2 separate regions of the Homo sapiens genome follow, and region 1 is linked to region 2. Evidence: read pairs that join two places in POLR2A ChIA-PET (ENCODE). Cell type or tissue: A673. All regions are shown on one strand. Each heading gives the region's core, and the rest is flanking DNA. Links, peaks and the distances in the headings are about the cores only.

Region 1 (5,382 bases), core at 250-5,249, 580 kb after region 2:
CTTTCACACTAGCAGGCTTCTTGATCTCTTTACTGTTGTTTGTTTGTCTTAATTCTACTCCCATTTGCCACGTATTCAACTGTTTAATACTAGTATTCTACCCCTTGTCTATACCCATGATGCAAATTGGGGTTCAGCCGTGAAATGATTGTTAGAAACAGTTAAGACTCAATGGAGGGGAGACTGGAGATTGTCAAACCTGCGCTCTCCAGAGCAGCCAGCAGAGCGCTTTGGGGATAGAAGGAGCTTTGGGCAGGGGTTCTGTCACAGAAGCTCTGTCAGGTCAAGCTGGTCGGTTGGAAATAATGAGTCAATCTAGCCAGGCCATCAGGGAGGTGTTAGGAGACATTCAGTGAAAAAAACTTCTACCAACTTGGATGTTTTCCATAAAAGAACTAGTTAACTAGATTTTCCATTTCTAGCTGGCTGCTTTGCAGTATAATGAAAAGGAATTTCCATATGATTGGGTTGATGGGCTAGCCATCCCTAACCCCACACAACCACCTGTGCCACATCACTCCTGGCTATCAAAACCACATACCAACCACCACCACCTACCCCATTTAAAAACAAAATCCTCATTAGAATCAACAAGAGAAAATAAACTTGCTTTGGAGGTGGTGGTATTGTTCATTTCATACATTCACTCAACAAACATTCACTATGAAACTCTTCGGTGTCATCTACTGAATAACTCTACACATGCAAGTTGGTAGGAAAAAAATGCTGCTGAAGGAACTCTTAAGGGAAAAAATTATCAAAGTTGTAGCATTACAAATACAAGTTTCAGCCTTGGGAGAATACAAAACCTAAAGAAAACAAGGCTGTTTTCCTCTAATGTATGTCACGGATGAGGACAGAGTGTTTCAGGTAATGCCACTGATGAAGATGATGAGCTGATGTGGATGCTGGTGCTGCCATTCACATGGTGAGGGCTCACTACATGCCTGGCACTGTGCACAATACATCGGTTATTTAATTGCTGTAACAAACCTGTTAAGTTGGACTCATTATTTCCATTTTACAGATGAGAAAACTGAGGCCCAAAGAGGCTAAGTAGCATCTAGCACTAGTGACATGTAGTAAATGGAGGAATCCAGATTGAACTTCACAGTCATCTCGCTCCAAAGCCCATAGCACTTTGCCTTCTTTCTAATTTGGTTGACTTGCTTTTGCTTGAGGCCATTTAATAGCCAAGTCAAAATCTAAGTGATTTTCACTCACACATGTGAGAACTGGGTGAATGCTTTTGAAGCTAGGTCTGGGGAAGACGATTAAGATGATCTGTTAACTGCATATTTAAATGCAACATTCCCACGTATTGTCTGAATCTTAGTAATATTTCCTGGGCTCCAAATCTCATTCTTTGTGTTCTCTTTTACATCAGACCTCTCCAAAGAGGTGCCACAGATGTAATGCTGCAGGTCCCAAAGGTGCTGCCCTTCATGTCCAAATGGCACAGCACTGCCCTAAAGCTGGCCCCTTAGCAGCTGTGACAGTCAGGGAGCAACCCCCACATGTGCAGCTTAGCAGGATGCCACCCAGAGGTCTGAGACACTGTCAGGGAAGAAGAAACAATGGAGGAGAAAAGAAGAGAAGGTGAGGGCAGCATAGACAAGAAAGCAAGGGAGAGAGAGGGAGAGAAAACTGCAAACAGCCATCTGCCGCCGCCTCCCAACTGGCCTCCCCAACCACAGGCCAGTCTCCTTCCAAGTCCCTCAGCAGAGAGCTGCATTCAGAAAGAAGCAAATGAGGGACGTGGAGGCAGAAAACCCGGAAGTCTTGGCTTGTCATCTGAAACGTTTGAACTCGGGCAAGCCATGAACCTCTCTGGGTCTCAGTTTCCTCATCTGTAAAAATGAAATAAGGATAAGGTCCATTTCACCAAATATTGAACACCTAATGAGATCATGTATTTTTAACAGCTTTATCGAGTTGTAACGGACATATAATAAACTGTACATGTTAAGCGATGATGCATTTGAAAAGAAGCATTTGTAAACCATAAAACTTTCATCTCTACCAGGCTCAGATTCCCACAGTAGCTCCCTAATTTCTTTAAGCCATTTTCTGTCTGGTTTTTAGGAGTCTTCATAACTGGTCTGCACCTTATCCAGCCACCTCATTTCTCACCATTTTCCACTACAGACTCTGATAACAATGAGGCCAGCCTTCTTCATTCAGCATTCTCTCCACTGGTTCTTCCCTGGAACACCAACAATGACCACCAAGCCCCTCTGCTCATCTTCAGCATCTTCATTCTCCTGCATTTGTTCAGCCATTGAACCCTGAACACTCTGACAAACACTGTCCTATGTACTGGGGATGCTTCTGGGAGCAAGAAAGACAAGTTCACTGCCATCAAGGGCCCTCCGAGAGCTCTTGACAGTAAACAGGGTGTTCCCCTGCCAGCATCCTCCTCCCTAGGTGAATCCTCCAGCTCTGATGCTCTCTCCTCTATGATTTCTCTTTTAATTACCATTAACTCATTATCTTATCTTTTTTCCTACAGCTCTTGTAGGCTGTTTCGTATAATTTAGGGTATGATTTTATTTTTTAAAATTCTCACCTAAAAAGCACCACCCAGGAAACTGTTTTTTTTTTTTTTCCATATTCTTATAACCCAGAGTAGACATCAAATGCTTGTTGATTTCAGAAGAGCATATCAGAAAAGCTGGGCACATGTGAGAAACTTTCCCAGGGAACAGGACCCACCATTGCCCCTCAGTGGCACCTGTATGGTAGGCTGGTCGGCCCTGCTGGGAGGGCGGCACTAGTGAGGACAGTCTGATTCACGGCTTGTCCAAAGCCAACCACAGGGGAAGCCATGCTCAAGGACATCTTCCTGCTGCCGGCAAAAGACGAGTGTCTCCTAGCAACCAGCTTCCAGTGGCTTCCTGTCCTGGGAGCCTCCCTGTGCTCACTGCTTTACGTCCTGGGGTTTTGTATTTTGGCCTTGCTAATCACTATTTTTATTCTAGATTCTGGAAATTGAGGAATAAATGCAGGCTAGCTGCTGACGTTCAAGCGGAGACACTATTTCATTCATAACCTCCTTTCAGCAACCACTCATGACTTTCATGGAACGGAATGTTTGGTCTTAGTCTAAAAAGGGTAAATATATTTTTTAAAGATTCCATTTATATCAAGACAGTTGGTTTGAAAGATACATAAAAAAGGAAAAGCACACATTCTTTCCATCAAATAATCAAAAAGTACTGACCTTTTCAAAACAGATACACTATCATTCAAAACCTGTTACAGCAATAAACTCTAACTTGGCAAGTTCACAGATGCAGAAAGAAAGGCAAGGCAAATTTGAAGAAAATGGTTCAAAGGTCCTTGAAAGTTGTGGTGGCTTAAAATTATGTCTGCTGCAATATGGATTGAGCATTTATTTCCTCCATGTTCTTCCTAGAGAGTCTAACCTCAGTTTCAAGATATACAGTGCTACATTTTTATTTTGGTGGGATTGAACTCTGCAGTTCATGTTGCTTTTTAATGTTTTCTCTTGTTTTTATCAAATATTCATCAATACACAAATTCCTCATCTGTTAAAAAATTAATCAGACTTCACAGTGAAGAGCTGGAAACTATAAGTATATCCTTTATTCAAAAAAACCCATAAATTTAATTTAAGGTGTGATTACTTTTCTCTTTCAATAAGAAAACTCAAAGACTTAAGGTGAGTTGAGTGCCCAGAGTTAAATGCATGAGAGGGCTGGTAAACCCCAGAACTCTTTTCCAGCAAAGCCACCAAAGCCTGGTACTGCCTGGGGTTCCCTGAGCAGCAAGTTGAGGTTTGGAGTCTGCCACTGCTGTATTTATGTAGTGAGCTCGGTCTCTGCAGACTTGTGAGTTCTTTGGAGGTATCCCTCAATTCCTCCCCCCATTTCCGTCCCCCTGTCCCAGCAATAACAGCCACAAAGTCATAAGTCCAAGATTAATTCTAACTGTTTTGGCTGTAGTAGACTCTCTCTAAACCTAAGAATGACTTCTGCCTTCTCAGGGATAGTATAGGATTTACCAGGTGGAGCCAGTGACTTCCATCTTTTCAGCATCTACTTTTGAAATTTATCCTTGGATGGAGTTTTTTTTTTTTTTTTTTTTGAGACGGAATCTCGCTCTGTCGCCCAGGCTGGAGTGCAGTGGCGGGATCTCGGCTCACTGCAAGCTCCGCCTCCCGGGTTCACGCCATTCTCCTGCCTCAGCCTCCCAAGTAGCTGGGACTACAGGCGCCCGCCACTACGCCCGGCTAATTTTTTGTATTTTTTTAGTAGAGACGGGGTTTCACCGTTTTAGGATGGAGTTTTTAATAGGGGGTGTTGCACATTCCTTAGAATAACTCACAGGCTCCTTAGCTTCCTCTTTTGGGGTTCTGTACATATTTGTTTCAGGGGTACAGAATGAATCACATGGCTACAGCAGAGCACTCTTGCATGACTCTTGCTTACTCATTAAAGAAACTCGTACATGAATCAAGGCTTTCCTTATGGTCTCAGGCTGTTCTTCATTCCCTGAAATGGTCAGAACACCCATCAAGTATCTTGGAAGAATGCATATCTTTAAAGGCCATAAAGAAAGAACGTTTGGTTAAAAGGAAAAACTGCTCTGCCACCCACTTGTCTGAGTTCTCCTTTCTTCATCTTTAATCAATATGTACATCTGTTCACTTGATGTTTTAATACTAGTTGAGGTAAATTCAGCTTCATCATGTTTTTCCACAGAGGGGAAAAAAGTAACCCTGACTTTTCCTCTGGGCCTTTTCAAATATCTACATGTAGTGGTGGAATGAGCGGAGGACAGGAAAGACCCTGGGAGGCAGGCCTGTGTCTCACCCCACTGGGCCTAGTATTCCAACCACCGCACAAGACTAATTCAAGAATAATAGGCCTGGGTTCCAGCCTTAATCATTTCCATTTTCATTATGGTTTACACATTAATTGTAAATGACCAGATTGATTAGGGACTCTTTAAAGCCAAACAGATTGGGAGGCAGTGCAGGGTAGTGCTAACTGTATATGTTTGACATTTCCATAGACCTGGACTAAACATCCAGACCTGTCATTTACTAGCTGTGTGACCTTGGGAAAGTCACTAGGCTTCTCTGAGCCTCATATTTTCCTTACCTATACAATAGGGATTGTAACTACCTGTATGAAAATTAGTGTGAATAAAATGAAACAATGTATGGAAAAGATTTCGCATAGTGCCTGTAACCATCGTTTATTGAATAAAAGACTGTAATGCATACTGCTCTGATATGTGTGGCATACTGTCTTACCAATTGTCTATTACTTATGTACAAAGCACTGTGGTAAGTGCTATAGAGACCCCTCAAAATTTCGGATGCTCTTTTCTCAAAAGCTTTATAACCCAATT
Region 2 (5,377 bases), core at 378-5,377:
GTAATGTCCTCTCCCTCCTAGCAACCACTTTTTTCTCCTAGTTTGTTTCTATTTACTAACTCGTTTATCCTTTTTTCCCCCTCAAAGGTTCATAGATTCCTCACATGTATCACCCAAATATCTCATATATTGTCTTTCAAGACCTATTTTAGGCAACAAGGGTTGATAACTTTAAAAATTATTTTTCCTTCCATGCCTATTTCCCATGGCTTGTTTCCCATATAATAGAATCCACATCTTTAAAAATAACTGATAAAGGCTCACTCCAAGTTTCCTGTTGTTTTATTACTTACTGGTAAAATAAGTCAAAATATTCACCTATAGTGTTTAAGTCACATGAACATTGTGAAGTGACAAAACAACACACACATTTCTAAAAATATTTTAATGAAAAAGTTATCTTTCTGTAAACATTTCATTATACTACAAATGAAACATCTGAATCCATTACAGAACACTTCTGAATTCTTAAAAATCAGAAAACATACTTAAGTTTTAAAGTAATTTTGAATATTTAGATAGGCTAACAATCCTTACATTACCCTTGCACACTGGCATGCTTATTCACTAATTTGTGACATTACTGGAACTCCCAAGATACTGTCAGGTTTCAATTTGTGATTATTATATACTGGAACTCTTAAAACCAAGCCTATTTCAATTAGTTACTTAACAAATATACTTTATTACCACATATTCTCCTTTAGGACATGAGTATAAATTCAGCTTTTTAGAAGTGTAATATTAGAAGCAGTAACTTACAAATTGGTTTAACAAAATCAGTTAAATCTGCCCCAATCACTTATATAACAACTTTTTTTTTTTTACTGCTGCTACAACTTCTGAGAATACTGTAGTTTTCAGAAACGACAATGGAACTGTTTAAATAAAATAATTTTATTTCATAAAAAGAAATAAACTAGAAAGAACAATGCCCTTAAAAAAAAAATGTTTGCTTCACTAAAACCATGTTGTGAAGGAAATTCATCAAAGGCTGTTACCTTATTCAACACGCGTAGAAATTGGGTTCTGATTTAAATAGAGCCAACCAGTCATTTTCTGAGACTAAACTCTGGCAAACTGCTTCTTCATGTAGGGAATTGATAATTTAGAAACTAGTTTGCATTTTCAGTATGTCTCCAAAGGATTTTTTTTTTTAAGTAAACTATCCGACTAAATTGTTAAGCCCTTTTGGGGCAGCAAAAACAGCCCTTATTACCCATCAACAACCAGTTTGAACGGTAATTCAGTGTTCTTTGGGAAAATGTGTTTTTACAAAGGAGCAGTAATTAGGCCCCCACTGCTTAACAGATGAACCAAAACAAAAAAGGAACGAAAATGTAACCTATTGGTCCAATGAATTCCCTGAATTTAAATGCAAGACAACTTATGAGGCCACTTGAAGACCAACCTTTACCCATGACATCTGGTAACTTTTCTTCTTTGAGATGGGGTCACCCAGGCTGGAATACAGTGGGGCAGTCAGCTCACTGCAGCCTCGACTGCCTGATATCAAGGCAGCCTCCCAAATAGCTGGGACTACAGATGTGTATCACCAAGCCCAACTAATTTTTCTATTTTTTGTTGACAGGCTCTCACTATGTTGCCCAGGCTCGTCTCAAATTCCTGGACTTGGGATCCATCTGCCTCAGCCTCCCAAAGTGCTGGGATTACAGGCGTGAGCCACTGTGCCTGGCCCTGGTAACTTTTAATGTTCCTTTGAAGGTGTTTTCCTAGTATGAGGATGGGCAGCTTACTGAGTCTGTTGTGTGTCATGCTTACACACCAAAACGGTTTTCACAAAAGCTGAAACCACTTTACCAAAAATTGAGTTTACCCTGAAGACACAAAAAATGAATTGTATACACAAGGAGTCACAACTGACTTGATATGAATACTTATGGCTATTTCGCAGGGGAATTTTTAAAACTAAGGTTTAAAACGTGTAGGACATGGTACCAAGGTAGTTTTCAGTTGAAGAATTTTTCCAATGTGCCTACTAGAGAGGGACAAAGTTGTGAAATATGTAATGTAGACTTGCAGGGAAACAAATGGTGTCATCAGGTTTTACTGTCAACTACAAACCTTACCCAGCCAGAAACCTTCGTATTTTAGATGGTAGGAAAGACATTCCTCATTTAGGCAAGTAGGGTTCTCATTCAACCTGCAAATCAAAAAGATTACTCTTACCTTGCTTTACAAAAAATTACTCTTTAATTAGTGAAAAAATTCAAATTCAAGCCTTACCTAATGCTTATTGCCCTTCCTTGCAGGTCTAAATGCTAGACCTAGTGACTGTGGCAACTATCTCTCATTGATGTTCCAAAAGGCGAAGAGCTCCTTCCTGCTAGACTTTCTTCGATATTTCAGTTGTAATAAGCAGATTTAACTAGCTTTTGGAAAGTTGCTCACTATCATCATAGTATCTTATGCCTTCACTTCTCTGTAGTTGAAGCTCTTGCTGCTGCCTTGTCATTCTTTATTTATGCTGACTTGTCCAAACACAAAAGGCTGCTGAAGTCCTGTCTTAGTGAGTTTCTGTGATCCACACTGTGCTTAAAAAGCACATCTTAGGTCCTTTAAAGGTGGTTAAATCGCTCTCCTCATGGCTTACTTTTCCACACTGTTCACAAGAGCTAAGCTAATACAACTTATAAACAGGTCACATACACAGATTTCACCTGCTTATAGGTTGTAAACATCAACTTACTGTAAATGTTTTCACTATAATACTAGTTCCAGAACATAGAAAGTTGGTTAACAGTACAATTAACCTCATGCCATTAAAGGATACTGTCAAGGTTGTGTCAAACAATTTCACAAACATAAAACAGGAAATGTTAATCTCCCCCATTCCTTTAAACTTTATTTATATGAATAAAAGAACTTGAGACAATTTAGCTCAATTTTAATGTTTCCCAAGCATTATTTTGACCAGGTACCCAGGTTTAAGTTATGAACATTGACAGTGTCCATTATATAACCACACTTGAAGTTATTTAGGACTTAACCATTTTCTAATATTAGCCTATTTTCTACACTGCTTTTCACATATATGCCCATTAACAAATGGAATGTCTGTTACATTTATTGGTTTGTGAATGTTTCTGGAAAACTGCAGTATGTGTGAAGACCAATTTCCATGCTGGCATTGCATGCATCCAAATATTAATGCACAGAGGCACAGAATTAGAGCAACAAGAGAGCATATTCAAACACTAGCACACCCCATTCCCCTTTTTATTGCTTGTTTGCTTAGTACTTCTTAAAACAAAAGACTTGAATTCAACGTTCAACTACCAAAGAGAGTAACAGCAGGGCACATACTCAGGGCTCGAATGAAACTGTAAGCACTAGCTGGAGCAAAACAGTAGACATTGGTTTATATTAATATATGTATATATGACCTTATTAACTAAAACTCTTCTCAACCAGGGCCTTCCAAACAAATTGGTAACAACATGATTTATGTTGAAATATACACAAGAAATAACAGTGTGTTCTTTGGGAATTTAAGAACTCAGACTATCCAAATTTGAATTCAGGTCTGTAGGAAGTGAGAAGCCTGTACTAAGCAACTGTGCTACATTTCTGCTGCAGTTAGGTTATTTTGGACAATTATACCTGAACTATCCTTGGTTTCATCCAGCAAAATGTATAGAATACAAACAGGAAAGCATGCCAGCCAGTTAGGGGTTTAATAACACATGATTTTTATTCTCTTGCTCTGAAAACTTGTATCAAAAAAAAGAATTTAAAGTAACTCAAGATTTATGGGCCTCTTGTGCTTTAAATAAGAAAAAAAAGGTACCCACTAATTTGCTCAGATATAGCAGGCTTAATGGTTCTATATTTTCAAAAGTTTTTAAGAATGGTTTCTAACGTAGGAGAGGGAAAACATCCACCATCCCTTTTCAGAATTTAAATGGAGGGCAGTAAACATTCTTTACACCCAAAACCTATGGCAGCAGTTCAAATTTGACCAAGGTAAATGTAGAATAGAGATGTTCTAAACACAGCTAGGACTCAGCAAGTCTAACACACTAAAATCATATGATTACATTTTAAAAGAAAATGCACAAAAACCAAATAGAAATTTTGAGATTTTTTTTCATTTGAAGGTAATCTTAATGCTATTAAATTCACAAATGCTAATTTAAATACCCAATCCTATTTATCTAAAACACACATTGCAAACACACAAATTATCTATTCTCTCCACATGTCAGCGCCCATTCATATCATGGTTTGGAAATGGGGAGAATAGATTCCCCTTAAACTGCAAGTCAGCAGGTGTTTCTTTACAGTTAACTTTAGCAAAATTCATACAAAATAGTAATTAACAATGATCTTCTTTACTTGTTAACTCACAAGGAAACACCTTCGAAACTGCATTTTGTTAAAGTTTCTGTACTAAAATGTAGAAAAACTGAACTACACAAATATTGAAAAGTTAAAAATTCCTTAATTTTTTATTCCTGGTACCACTACCACAATTTACAGGGCAATATACCTGATGTAATGAAAAGAAAAAGAAAAAGACAAAGCTACAACAGATAAAAGACCTCAGGAATGTACATCTAATTGACACTACATTGCATTAATCAATAGCTGCACTTTTTGCAAACTGTGGCTATGACAGTCCTGAACAAGAAGGGTTTCCTGTTTAAGCTGCAGTAACTTTTCTGACTATGGATCATCGTTCCTTCTGTGGCAGATTTTTACAGTTCCTCTAATGCATTTGGGACGACTGTCTCAAAGTAACCTGCAGCTTTCCTGACAACTCCTCGCTCTCTCTCCTGCTAAGAACTGTAGCCTGTTGAATAATACAGGATAAAAAAATTATTACACTCAGTGAACAGTTCCACATATTCTTTTATCATCATAATAAAAATTTAAAGATACCTACCCTTTTCTGCTGTTTTTAGAACCTTCTGCTACCATATCCACCACTTCCACCACCAGATCCATAACCACCTGAAAATATACATAGTATTTTAAAAGAAGTATGCACATTTTTTAAATTAAAAAGGCTCTAAAGAATTGATTTAAGAAAGTACTTACCACCATAGGGACTGCCCGAGCTTCTTCCACCAAAACTGCCCCCTTTCATGGGTCCATAATTTGATTGCTGTTGTCCACTATAATTTCCAAAATCATTATAGTTCCCACCACCACCATAGTTACCTGAAATCAGAAAGGTTTTATGTGTGGTTTACCTACACAATCATCATTTTCCCCTTTTAACGTATGTAACTATTATCTTTTGAGAATTATGGTAGCATGCTTATACACATCACTGTGGTAGCACCACTTGGGGTAACTGATGTCAGGATATTAAAAGACCATCAACATTTTGTTTATATTAAATGCTGTC

What was found. ChIA-PET counts read pairs that join two places held together with the same protein. Peaks named below come from ENCODE experiments on the same cell type or tissue, not always from the same donor. Only the 100,000 strongest peaks of a DNase experiment are listed, where the experiment ranks them.
Region 1: POLR2A ChIA-PET joins it to region 2 with 7 read pairs; 1 of 35 experiments calls an interaction of 5 or more read pairs at or near these places.

Annotation. Positions count from the first base shown.
Region 1 is chr2:176,641,345-176,646,726 of GRCh38, reverse strand. The region is part of intron 2 of LINC01117 (long intergenic non-protein coding RNA 1117); the gene reads right to left. Among named protein-coding and RNA genes, the nearest start is that of LINC01117, 6.3 kb to the right of the region's middle. RefSeq lists a silencer at 4,405-4,494. In A673, for the core only: no CTCF peak of the experiment used is centred there; a DNase peak (open chromatin) is centred at 2,876; H3K27ac peaks cover 804 bases.
Region 2 is chr2:177,218,847-177,224,223 of GRCh38, reverse strand. HNRNPA3 (heterogeneous nuclear ribonucleoprotein A3) reads right to left here. Exons shown (of 11, transcript NM_194247.4): 9 at 5,065-5,187; 10 at 4,910-4,977; 11 at 265-4,816. The coding sequence ends at 4,925. Among named protein-coding and RNA genes, the nearest start is that of HNRNPA3, 8.7 kb to the right of the region's middle. In A673, for the core only: no CTCF peak of the experiment used is centred there; no DNase peak of the experiment used is centred there; H3K27ac peaks cover 870 bases.